Regions from separate parts of the Homo sapiens genome. Here all the other regions are linked to region 2. Evidence: chromatin contacts called from ENCODE Hi-C or POLR2A ChIA-PET data. All regions are on one chromosome and are shown on one strand. Each heading gives the region's core, a stretch centred on a gene start or an enhancer-like site at or near the end of the contact. The rest is flanking DNA. Distances are from core to core; before and after follow the strand shown.

The links. Hi-C counts contacts between places; a loop is a spot of excess contacts on that map. ChIA-PET counts read pairs that join two places held with the same protein, here RNA polymerase II (POLR2A). Pooled maps may share reads with other maps.
Region 1: a pooled map shows a loop between it and region 2 (4-fold over the local background). The contact joins the promoter of DCP2 here to the enhancer-like site in region 2. A Hi-C loop is called at or near these places in 2 of 37 single-sample maps with no recorded cell type and 5 of 50 pooled maps. POLR2A ChIA-PET finds 5 or more read pairs at or near these places in 1 of 52 experiments (activated naive CD4-positive, alpha-beta T cell).
Region 3: a pooled map shows a loop between it and region 2 (4-fold over the local background). The contact joins the promoter of REEP5 here to the enhancer-like site in region 2. A Hi-C loop is called at or near these places in 2 of 37 single-sample maps with no recorded cell type and 2 of 50 pooled maps.

What each region holds. Positions count from the first base shown.
Region 1 is chr5:112,975,547-112,979,419 of GRCh38, reverse strand. DCP2 (decapping mRNA 2) reads right to left here and starts at 2,622. Exons shown (of 11, transcript NM_152624.6): 1 at 2,434-2,622. The coding sequence starts at 2,486. RefSeq lists enhancers at 2,172-2,281, 2,392-2,441, 2,452-2,541, 2,612-2,661, 2,197-2,956 and 2 more.
Region 2 is chr5:111,252,854-111,256,304 of GRCh38, reverse strand. The region is part of intron 1 of CAMK4 (calcium/calmodulin dependent protein kinase IV); the gene reads right to left. Among named protein-coding and RNA genes, the nearest start is that of CAMK4, 30 kb to the right of the region's middle. RefSeq lists enhancers at 1,117-1,166, 1,327-1,596, 1,817-1,906, 2,715-2,804, 2,945-2,994 and 1 more. Within about 2 kb of position 1,449, at least 3 of the 41 ENCODE cell types and tissues checked have a DNase peak (open chromatin) inside an H3K27ac peak, as active enhancers do.
Region 3 is chr5:112,919,971-112,923,885 of GRCh38, reverse strand. It overlaps REEP5 (receptor accessory protein 5), which reads left to right and starts at 1,659. Exons shown (of 5, transcript NM_005669.5): 1 at 1,659-1,813; 2 at 2,630-2,723. The coding sequence starts at 1,696. It overlaps LOC105379123 (a long non-coding RNA gene), which reads right to left and starts at 1,499. Exons shown (of 3, transcript XR_948675.3): 1 at 230-1,499. RefSeq lists an enhancer at 137-256 and silencers at 1,389-1,658, 2,019-2,468.

The DNA of each region.
Region 1 (3,873 bases), core at 1,373-3,872, 1.7 Mb before region 2:
ACCAAATTCTAAGTGTAAAAAAAAAGTTTTAGTCTACAATGAAAAGCTTGAATCTGTAACATTAAAAATATTTCAATTAATCAAAGCTATAAATATTAACTTGAAAATGGCATTTATTTTAAAATCTGAAGTTTTGAGAAATGTTTATTTGGTTTCATTATTACAGCCAGCCCTAATTTTTAAATATATCATATCCTTATTTATACAGCCAAAAACAGTAACTGCAAAAAGAAATTTCTTGAAAGGAAAAAAATGTTACTCCATTCAAAAATATTTGTTTAACAGCTTAAATACACTCACTGGAAAACCAACTATCTTTAACACTTGACAGGTGCTTAACATATTGTTTACAAAATACAACGTAATTATTTTGTGAATAGGTTCCATACATAAAATCGTTAACAGCTGACATCACTTATTTAAATGATGTAATCCTAGATAATATGCAAATTAACCCCAATACTAGAAGGAAGACTAGCTCTGATGTCTGTAAAATGTTTAAGATTACCACATCTTTTTCTAAATCAACTCTTAACCCTATTAACACACAGCTAATTACTGATCACCTTTCTAAATACTTATCTTCAATTTTTTTCTAACTATAAAATGCATAAAAAATATTGGAAACAAAAAATAAAGATCACAATCTCATAATCCCACTATTGGTTGATGTGCGTCTAGTCATTAACCCACATACACATATCAAATTCAGTTTCTTTTTCCTTTTTTTTTTTTTATTTGGGACAAGAAACTAAATGCCTTTTCAGTGGTTCATTTGAATCTACCATACTTCAAAAATTATAAATCTACCATCACCAAAGAAGTACAGCGCCATTTGTATTAGTTGCAAAATTAGGCTATTTACTTTTCTGTATGTACTTTTGTGAGGTTTAAAACGTTAGGCTTATTACTTCTCCTTGGTATGAGAGAAAAAGCACAGGCACTGGAAAGAAAAAGGAATAGGTGTGAAATCTTGATTTTGTGAATTAGGATGAATGTGACCTTATGTAAATTACAAAGTTCCTGAATCTGTTTGCGCAGATGAAAATGGAAATATACTAACTGCACCTACCAAACACGGCTGACTGAGGATTAAATAAAACAATACATGTAAAGGTAGTGCCTGGTGCACAGTAGAAACTCCAGGCCGGGCGCGATGGCTCACGCCTGTAATCCCAGCACTTTGGGAGGCCGAGGCGGGTGGATCACGAGGTCAGAAGTTCGAGACCAGCACGGCCAAGATGGTGAAATCCCGTCTCTACTAAAAATACAAAAATTAGCCGGGTGTGGTGGCGGGTGCCTGTAATCCCAGCTGCTAGGGAGGCTGAGGCAGAGACTCGTTTGAATCCGGAAGGCAGAGGTTGCAGTGAGCCAAGACCGCACCACTGCACACCAGCCTGGGCAAAAGAAAGAGGCTCCGTCTCAAAAAATAAAAACAAAAAAACAAACAAACAAAAAAAACCCCAAAAAACTCCACAAACACCAGTTCTTTACTTTCCATTAAAAAAAACTGCATGAAGGAGATACAACTACTAAAAGCCTGCCTTTTAAAACATAAACACAGTAACTGTGAACGAAAAGGTGTTATCACTTGTAATCACAATCCACACACACTTGGCGACAACTCCGGGTATCACTGCACTCCAAATTTTACCTTCGGAAAATAAGCATTTTTAAGTATCCTACACGTGTTTGGCTATCTGAAATCAGAGTTGACAAGGGGGAAGAATGCAGAAAATTTCTCATCTGAAGTATACACCCTGAGTTAAAACCCCGCGGTTGAGAATTTCCTTTAAAATAGGATTATTAAGGATAAAAAGAAAAGCAGCGCTACACTTTTTCCCTCTCTCCCCCAAAGACAAGTCCAGGGATGAGAAAAAAAAAGTAATTCCTTACAGGAATTTACAGAGAACGCCACGGACAAATAACACGCAGGCGTCAGAATAAGTCCGAAAATTTGCTCCTTGCGCAGGTCCGCGTACCTGGGATCCTAAGCCTTAAATTACTACCCTGGGGGTCTTCCTTCAGAATCGGGGAATGAGACACAGGGAGGAGGGGGTGCACGGCGTGGAAAAGTCACAGAGGCAGAAAAAACAATGGGAGAGGGAGGCGGCGGCGGCGGCAAAACGCTAAGACCCAGGCTCCGGCGAAGCGGCTACGCCTGCGGGAAAGCAAAATAGTTGAGTAACTTAAAAAATGAGGAAATTCCGGGTGTTCTGCGGGGAAGGACGGAGGGCCTTGAGAAACAGGGAGGCTGCGGCGGAAAGAGGGGCGGTGTCGTCGGAGAGCAGGGTCGACGATGGAAAGCGAGCAGCGGCGGGAGCGGAAAGCGAGGACATGGACGTGGGCGGGGAAGAAGACCCAGAGGCCTCTGGGGGTCCGCGAAACTGAGAAAACCCGACGGGGGCGAAAGGGGGTCGGGTAGCGCGGTACCTGCAGAGATCGTCCAGGACGCTGCCGGGAATCTCCACCCGTTTGGTCTCCATGATGAGGACCCACAGCAGGAACAGTGCATCCCGGCTCCGCGCGGCCGGGGACTGACGGTACGGCACTAGGACTCCGGCTCGCCGGAGAGCTGGCAGCCGAGGAAGCCGCGGCAGAGACGACTCCAACGGAGACGAGAAGGGGAAGGGGCGGGACCCGCTCACTTCCGTCCCGCTCCCTCAGCCTTGGACCCCAAGACTGGGCCAAGGCTCGGGGCGGAGCCCCCGGAGTCACGCCCCTGCTCGCTTGAAAGGCCCAATGGGAAGCTGAAGAATTGGGACTCTAAGCACTCTAAGCCAATGAGACGTTTGTTTATTGGTCTGCTACTTCCAATCCGTCTTCAAGCTGCTCAGTTGCTACTCAGAAAACCAACTTCCCGCCGCCTTTGAGGTGGCTACACGCATGCGCACCATGCCTCCTGCGCGCTTCTGGGAAGTTCAGAGGGGTCGGGGCTTAGGTGTAGACCCCGGACACATATCCGGGACTTTGGCATGTTGTGCAGGACCTCGCGGTGACTGAGCTCTTTCCTCTGCAGGGCCGACCCTGAGAATCCGTACAACACAAGAGTATGCTCGCGATTCCTGTCACCAAGTATCTTGCACTTATCGCAGCCCCCACCAACTCCAGGCCAAGAGCTGTGCCTCTTTCACTACAAACCCTTGGAGAGGGTATCCATTTTGGAGGTGGCTCTCCTCTGTGCTTCCTTAGGCACCTGGTTCCAAACATGAAGACAAGGACTTTATCTCAGTATCTGGCACCTAGCAAAATCTTAGAAAATACTGATTTAAGCTGAACTCTGATCTGTATTCCACCCTCTGCACAAAGCAATCCCCACCTGCTCGTCCTTATTCATTCCTCGTCTTGCTTAATGGAGACCAATCCATTTGGGATCTTTGGAGAAACTAGATCCATCTGTTCTTTTTCCTCTTACATCAGACCCACAGGCCCACACACACCTGCTCCGTCACAAGTTTAGTCTGTTCTACCATTTAATCTCCCATCTTTTGTCTAAATTTGTCACATGCCACTGTGTACTTCAGTTTTGCATCATTTCTCCATACTACAGTGAGAGCTGCCTAACCACTGACTCTGCCTCCATTCTTGGCCTGTGCAACTGCCTACATTTTGTTTTGTTTTACTCAGATAGGAACAAGTTATCTTTTCAGTTTCTGCTGTATGATCAAGCCCAAGTTCCTTTGGCATAAGAGGCCCGTCACCATCTATTTTGCTCCCGTTTTCCATCTTTTTTTTCCCCTCTTTCTTGGAGAATTCCTCAAATTTATCTTCCTGACAACTACAGAGTTTTTACTTATTTAGAGTTCTGTTTTGTTCTTCAAATGCCCCTTTCTTGTGGTGTCACATTCTTGCTTTGTATATTTTATTTTATCC
Region 2 (3,451 bases), core at 200-2,699:
CACCCAATTCCACCCCACCATAGCACCACCATACCTAATCCCTGGCAACGACTAATTTGTTCTCTACCTCTATAATTTGGTCATTTTGAAAGTGTTATATAAGCAGAATCACACCTTTTGAGATTGGCTTTTTTCACTAACATATGGCCCTTGAGTCCATCCAAGTTATTTCATGTACCAATCATTTTTTGCTTTTTATTACTGAGTAGCAGCCATGGTATGGATGTAAGACAGGATCATTTTTGTGAGATATCCAGTTGAATTCTGTGATCGATTAGTCTATATCAAAATACATACAGCTATATATATGTGTGTGTGTATGCATTCTAAATATAAGGAAACTGACCTTGGGGAAATGTTTTTAATCTTTACATCATTAGCCTTAAAAACAGTTAATTTCCAATAACACTATTGATTCAACCCATTACTCACATATCCAAAAATACACTGGGAGAAGTTGGCATTTTAAGCGGTATAAAACAGTGGTGAGCAGGAAATGGGCATTTAATTAGAACATCATCAGAGACTCCAAATAGCCATAAAATGATGATACAATGAATCCATAAATGCAAAGCTTCTGAGACTACAAAGACAAATAATGGAGGCTTTGCAAGAATGGTCTGGGGCTTCGGGTATGCAAACACACAATTCAGCTGCTGTTTCCATTCCCGAGACAGGCTCAGCTAAGGTTGTGACAAAATCATGACTCTAAAAGTCAGCAATAAAGATCTTAGGGAACTTTAGATCATGGCTTTTTTAAAGCTTCACTGAATTTACACAAACTCTGACCTAGCTGAAGTTGTCAGCAAAGATAAACAGTTCGGTAAACTCTACAAAGAAATGTACAGAAAAATCAGAAAATCAGCCTACTACACACAAAAATAAACTTGCTGGGCATGAATCCAAGAAAACCCACTCAGATTATCATAAAGATCACTGAAAACACTTTCTGTTTGTAAGGAGAAATATAATTGCTTGATACTTGGGAAGAGTTTTTCCATTCATAGCTCACCAAAGTGAGCAGATCCAATGGAAGTGATGATGGCACAGGATGGGCAGACCAAAGTTATTTATAAGGCTCAGGAACCAGGGCTTCATGGCCATCAACAGTAGTTCAGACAACATGCAACTACAAAATTAGACCTTCAAACAATGTCCATCAGAAATGTACTTCAATTACACCAGGGAATTTTGATACACAGCCCAGTTTAAACACCACATAAAACCATTCTTTTTTTTTTTTAAGTACTAAGTAAAAGTTGGACAAAGTATAGCTTTAGGAGTACTGGGATTTTGTTGGGTTCTTTTTTCATCAATGAGCTCACTGTGATGCTACTGCCATGAGGTGCTTCACATTTCCCCCCAGCATCTGATGTGGGCCTCATCACAGTATTTGCACAGACTACAGAAACAGCTCCTCCAAACCACAAAAGTCCCCAGGGAAATCCCGAGAACCTGACTGCAGTACCCTTTTTACCCAATGATCCACACATACTTGGCTAGTTTCATTTTTATCACCATCACTCACAGAAAGGCAGGTGCCTAATGATGTAGAGCGGTGTGCATGATGCATTGATGGGGGATTAGCAGAAACAACTCCTTCGCCTGGGGGAGCTGGCAATCAGGTGGAAATGTACATACTCAGGAGTAGATGGGATGTGCAGGAAGATTTCTGTGAATGCTGAGAGAAACTGACCCCTTGGTTCTTCAGTTTCCTTCTCAATATGTTAATTTCTTCACATTCTGCATGAACATCATCTCTGACACACTTTAAAACTTGTATTTTGATATTAATATTAGTTTCTGGCATTACAGAGTGTGAAGGCATTAAATGAGGTTAGCAGGTCTGTTCCCTGTGTTTTACAAGGGTGTCAACCCTCTCCACCTCCAGGAAGGGATTCTGTGCAGACATCTGGGATCATCTCACAGCGCACACTGCCATGGCCACGTGGCAGCAATCTCTGCCAGCCTCCCAGAGGGTCTTGTCCACAGTGACTTCCCTTTGGGTGTCAGTGCCCCCTACCCTAAATTCATTTCCTGTCAGTTTCTGTCTTTGTAACAAACTTATAGACATTAATGAAGCAGGAGCAGAGCTGGTTATACCCTAGAAGGCAGAACAAAGGCCCTTGCCCTCAAGTTCCAAAACAGACCTTTTAAGAGTAAAATTTGAGTCACTTCCACATCCATGTGCGGGAATAATCAAGACAATGATAATTTATTCTGAGCTTCTATTTTTCATAAACCAGATTCAATATTCAGATCTTAAACTATGGTAGTTTTACCAGAGTTTTATTTCTGCACACAAAAAGATTTCTGAAATGCTTTTTCCAGGTGAAAAGAAAATGCTTATATATAACATTACAGATAATTTATAATTTAAATAATTGAAATTTATTTGGGAATGGTTTAAATAGTGAGTTGACTTGTCATTATGTAACCAAATGAAGCTGATAATGACAGTCTTATCTCAGATGAAGAAATATCCATGTGCATATATGAATATCAAATTAGAAAATTAAAATGGAAATTTTTGTCTCACTTACTATTGAAAAATGAAAGAAAAGCCTGTATATAATATACTCAATAACCTCTCAGTAGCTAATCTTTTCTGTTTTTCACAAAATGGAATAAAGTCAACATCATAAAATTGTAGCTAAGCATTTTAGCAAATGCACCATGTACATTTGTTCATTTCTGTTCTCTTCAAAAAATTGTCTTTCATTTTTCTCAACATGGAAGCTGTCAGCTATTTTGATATGGCATGGTGCTTCTCTTTCTGCTTCTTTTTAAATGAAAAGTAAGAAACAGAACATAAAACAGTATTGGAGTTCCCCAGGTGACATGACTGAGAAAACCAAATGCTGACCATCTGTTGCAGCAGAACAGCCCAACCCTGTCCGGAACTGGAAATGTCTCTCCTCCCAGGTTCCGGGGCAAGCAGGGCAGCCGGCACCTGCTGCTGGCTTGAGAGGTCTGCCTAGAAAAGCACCATCAGCACACAGCTCTGAGTCTTCTCCATGGGCAGCTGCCAGAACCCGAAGGTCCTTTTAGAGGAAGATGAAAGGCAAAAATGATGGGACAGGAAAGGTGCACTAAATTACCATCCATGCAGACATTTGTCAAATTAACCCACCTCCACATCAAAAACTAAGCCATTACCAATGAGAACATAAATGTGTGTATGTACATGTGTCTGTGTTGCTCCAGTTATTTAATCAGCGGAAGCCAAGTAACCTACAAGAAACAAGTTCTCTGTAGATAAGAAAGCAAGTTTGACAAAAATAAGAAAGCAAAGACAAATGCAAACATGACTGACAGCCTGAGCCCTCTATCTCTTTCTGCATTGTCCATGCACAGCTGTCATCAATAGAAGTAGCATCACTTGCTATTGCTAAGTATTTGTCAGATTGGTGAAAATCTGTAGACTACTAGAATTATTTTTCTAGTCTAT
Region 3 (3,915 bases), core at 410-2,909, 1.7 Mb before region 2:
TGTGTGTTACAGGATGTTTAGCAGCACCCCTAGTCTCTAACCACTAGATGCTAGTTGCACTTGCCACCTCCTGCTCTCCTTGTGTGACAATCTGTTTCACAACGAAAGTATCTCTAGACATTGCTACTCCTCCCCCCAGGAGGAAGAAGGGGAGAGGAAGTGCTCCTGGTTGAGAACCACTGAAATAGAAGAAAAGTGAACGAACGCCCAGAGGCAGGAATGGGCTTACCTTGTCTGAGGCACAGCAAGGAGGGAGGCAGTAAGGGAAGACATCAGAAAGGGGAGGGATGAACCATGTCACCTGTGACCCTGATGCCCTCCTTCAGGCAGATAGGAAGTTGCTGGAGGGTTGAGAACAAAAACATAGCACAACTTGACGCACATTTTAAAACAGATTCTACTGTCTGCCACATTGAGAATTAACTGTAGGTGAAAAGACAGAAGTAGACAGCAGGTTGTTTCACTTGTTCACTGATTTGGCTGGGTGGTGGTAGGAACAGCTGAGAAAGCTGAGCTAAGAAGCTCTGAGGAAGAAAGGAGGAAGGAGAATTAGCATAAAAGGAAAAAGCTAGGCGTGGGCAAGATAACTTTTTGCAGAAGTGGAAGGCAGTAGGGTAATTAAGTAGATTTGAAAGCACAGAGGGGTTGTGTAGGACCAAGACAGAATGTTCGGGGCCAGTTGTGGGCAGGGCATTGAATGCTCTGCCAAGGAATGGGAGCTCTAGTCTGTTAGGATAATAATACGGAGCTTCGGACAAAAATTCTGCAGCAGTGTGCAGAATAGGAGTCAACAAGAGTAATTTTAGGAGTGTCTGGAAGTCATATGGGTGAGATAAGAGGAGCCTAGGTTTAGGTGGAGGAAGAGCATGGCCAACTCATTCTGAAGGAAGCAAAAATGAGCTCCTGCCCTAAGGCTTGGACCTTAGAATCTCCGTCTTCTTCAGAGTATTTTGACTGTAGGAAGTGCAGAGTATATTGGCTCCACAGAGAGAATTTGGACACTTGCCACAGTATCAGACACCAAGACAACGCAAGCCCACCATGAAAAGATTTAATGCAGTTTTTGCTTGGAAAAGGTGTACCCCAGGGAGGATGTGTTAGATTTCTTCAAGGGTCTTTACAAGGCAACGATTGTCTGTAGGTGAGAAAAACTGCCAAGTTAAGGCAAAGAGGGAGAAAGCAGGACTGCTTCCAAAGAGTTCTTTCACGATGCTCAAACATTTCAATTTTTTAGGTCAAAAATGCCTTAGGTTTAGCACAGCAATGTAGGTGCCAAACTCATCGCAGTGAATTGCAGGCGGGAGCAACAAGGACGCCTGCCTCCTTTCTGCCTGCTTTTTGCAATAGTCCGATTTGAGAAGGGGACCCACGAGAGACACAAAATGCACGCCCCCACGCCACATCCTTTTTACCCCGCAATGGGTTAAGACTGTCAACAGGCAGGCCACCTCGCAGCGTCCGCGGAGTTGCAGGCCCGCCCCCGCCAGGGTGTGGCGCTGTCCCCCTGGCGCTGGGCGGGGGAGGAGGGGCGCGCGGCGGCCGAGGAGGGGCGCGCGGCGGCCGGGCGGGGCGAGCGGAGGCGAGTGGAGGACGCGTAGACGCGCCGCGGTCCCCGCCTGCCGCTGCTCCGCCGCAGTCGCCGCTCCAGTCTATCCGGCACTAGGAACAGCCCCGAGCGGCGAGACGGTCCCCGCCATGTCTGCGGCCATGAGGGAGAGGTTCGACCGGTTCCTGCACGAGAAGAACTGCATGACTGACCTTCTGGCCAAGCTCGAGGCCAAAACCGGCGTGAACAGGAGCTTCATCGCTCTTGGTGGGTGGCCGGGGGTCGCCGCCGCTGGTAGGGCCACGGGAGCCGCCGCTGCCCCAGCTGCTGGGGAAGGAAGCAGGGAGAGGACTCGGGAAAGGTGGAGTCGGAGACAGACGGGACAAGCAGCATATTCAGGGATCAGGCTGGCCTCCCGGAAAGCGTGGGCATCGGAGGACCCCGCGGGGGCTGCCCAGGCTGAGGGTCGCGGGGCTGGAGGGCAGCTGCGGCGCCGGGCGCTGGCAGCTGGAAGGGCCAGCGCTGACGTATGTCTGCCCCGCGGCCCGGCGCCCTATTCCTGCTGTCCTGCGCGGTGGGCGCGGACGGCGGGGCCCCTGCGGGCGGGCGCGTTGACGGAGGTACCCGGTCCTACCCGACCCTCCGTGGAGCTCCGCCCGGAGAGGGCGCCTCTCGGGTGGGCGGGGGCTGCTACTGCAGCGTGTGCGGGAGTCCGGGCCTCTCGGGACGCTCCCCGCTGAGCGCAGCTTCCCAGGCTGGAGCGCTGCCCAGCAGGCCCTGCGAGAGGGCGGAAGCGGGTGCCTGGGACCGTCCCGGGCGCCGGGGGTTGCTGCGCAAAGCGCCGGGGCCCCCTGCGGGAGGTAGGAGAGGCACAATGGTGGGGCTGCCTGGTATCCCCAGACTTCAAGGCATAGCCCAGCGGACGCGCAGGCCCAGCTTTCGTGTGGTTTGTTTTTCTCGCTCCTTTAATCGAGTCGAGAGGAAAACTCCTACAACAGGCCCAGCCTCGCGGTGTGGGCGGCGGCTGTCCCGCGTGAACGGCTCTCATGCTGCCCGACCCACTTCTCTCCTTGTGGTCCCCAGGTGTCATCGGACTGGTGGCCTTGTACCTGGTGTTCGGTTATGGAGCCTCTCTCCTCTGCAACCTGATAGGATTTGGCTACCCAGCCTACATCTCGTAAGTGACACACCCTGCAGCCGTCCCCTTCCCTTCCTCCATTCCTCCCCGCAGGGCTGCTGCAGTAGACTGCACATCCGCAATTCCCGGGAGAAAAGTGAAAGCTCGGCGGGGAGGGATGAGGTTGGACATAAGGGGTGGGGATAGTATTCACCATTTTGGAACCTTAACTTAATCCCTATCTCTTGACGATTAGCCCAGAGGTATTTTCATTAGATTATCCTGGTGACCAGTGTCCCCTCTCTTTGGCACACTAACAGGAAAGCGCTACCACTCTGTCGTCCTCCCTTTACTGGTGGGAGGATCTCAGAAGGTACAGGGAGCTGAGCACTTCTGTCTAGTAATTATTTTAATGAGTATTTCACCATATATTTATGCACCTAGAGAGTAAAACCCTATCAATTAGGTCTTCCTTAATTCATAATTACGTTAATTGAGACAGTAGGGAGAATTTTCTCATTTTCTTTTATTTTGAAAAAGCCACATGTTACAGACAAACTTGGGAAATGCTTACCCTAGTGTAAAAACAAAAACCTTTAAAAATGCTCCATGATATAGCTCCTTGGTTATATAAGTGAGTCATTTATATAATTGAGCTACTTAAAAAATGAATTTTTACGATTAGGATCTGAATTTATTACCAAAGTTGTTTTTATTCTACAATGTGTTTATTTTTTTTAATTCTACGATTTTATTTTTCCATTCGTTCAAGTAGGAATTATTCCTCTCCAGAAATGAATTTTGTTTTGCTCTACAGTTCTTCCTAAGAAAGCCAGTGGTTTTTACCTTCATTCAGTTGGTCTCTGCTACTTTCTTCAACCATAGGGATAAAAATAAAGGAAGAAAAAATTTTCACCTAGGAGGCTAAGACACAGATAACACATTATTACAGCTTGTATCTGTCACTAGTTAGGCTAGAATTTAGTCTATGACTATAAGGGAAGAAACATGTTTTAGAAGTTAGTTCTGATTTGAGCAATTAAATTGCAGTTACCTAGTAGTTGTTACTGTGTTAGTCCGGTACAGACACTTAGTCATACTCCAGAAAGTCTAGCTACATATAGCCCTGAGGCCTACCCCGGGCTCTGCTTTATGGAGGAGACTCAAGGAAAAACGGGATTGTGTGCACAGAATAAAGCATACAGACCCCCGTGAGCAAATATTCAGGCGGTCGGTGTTACATTAGTCTAAT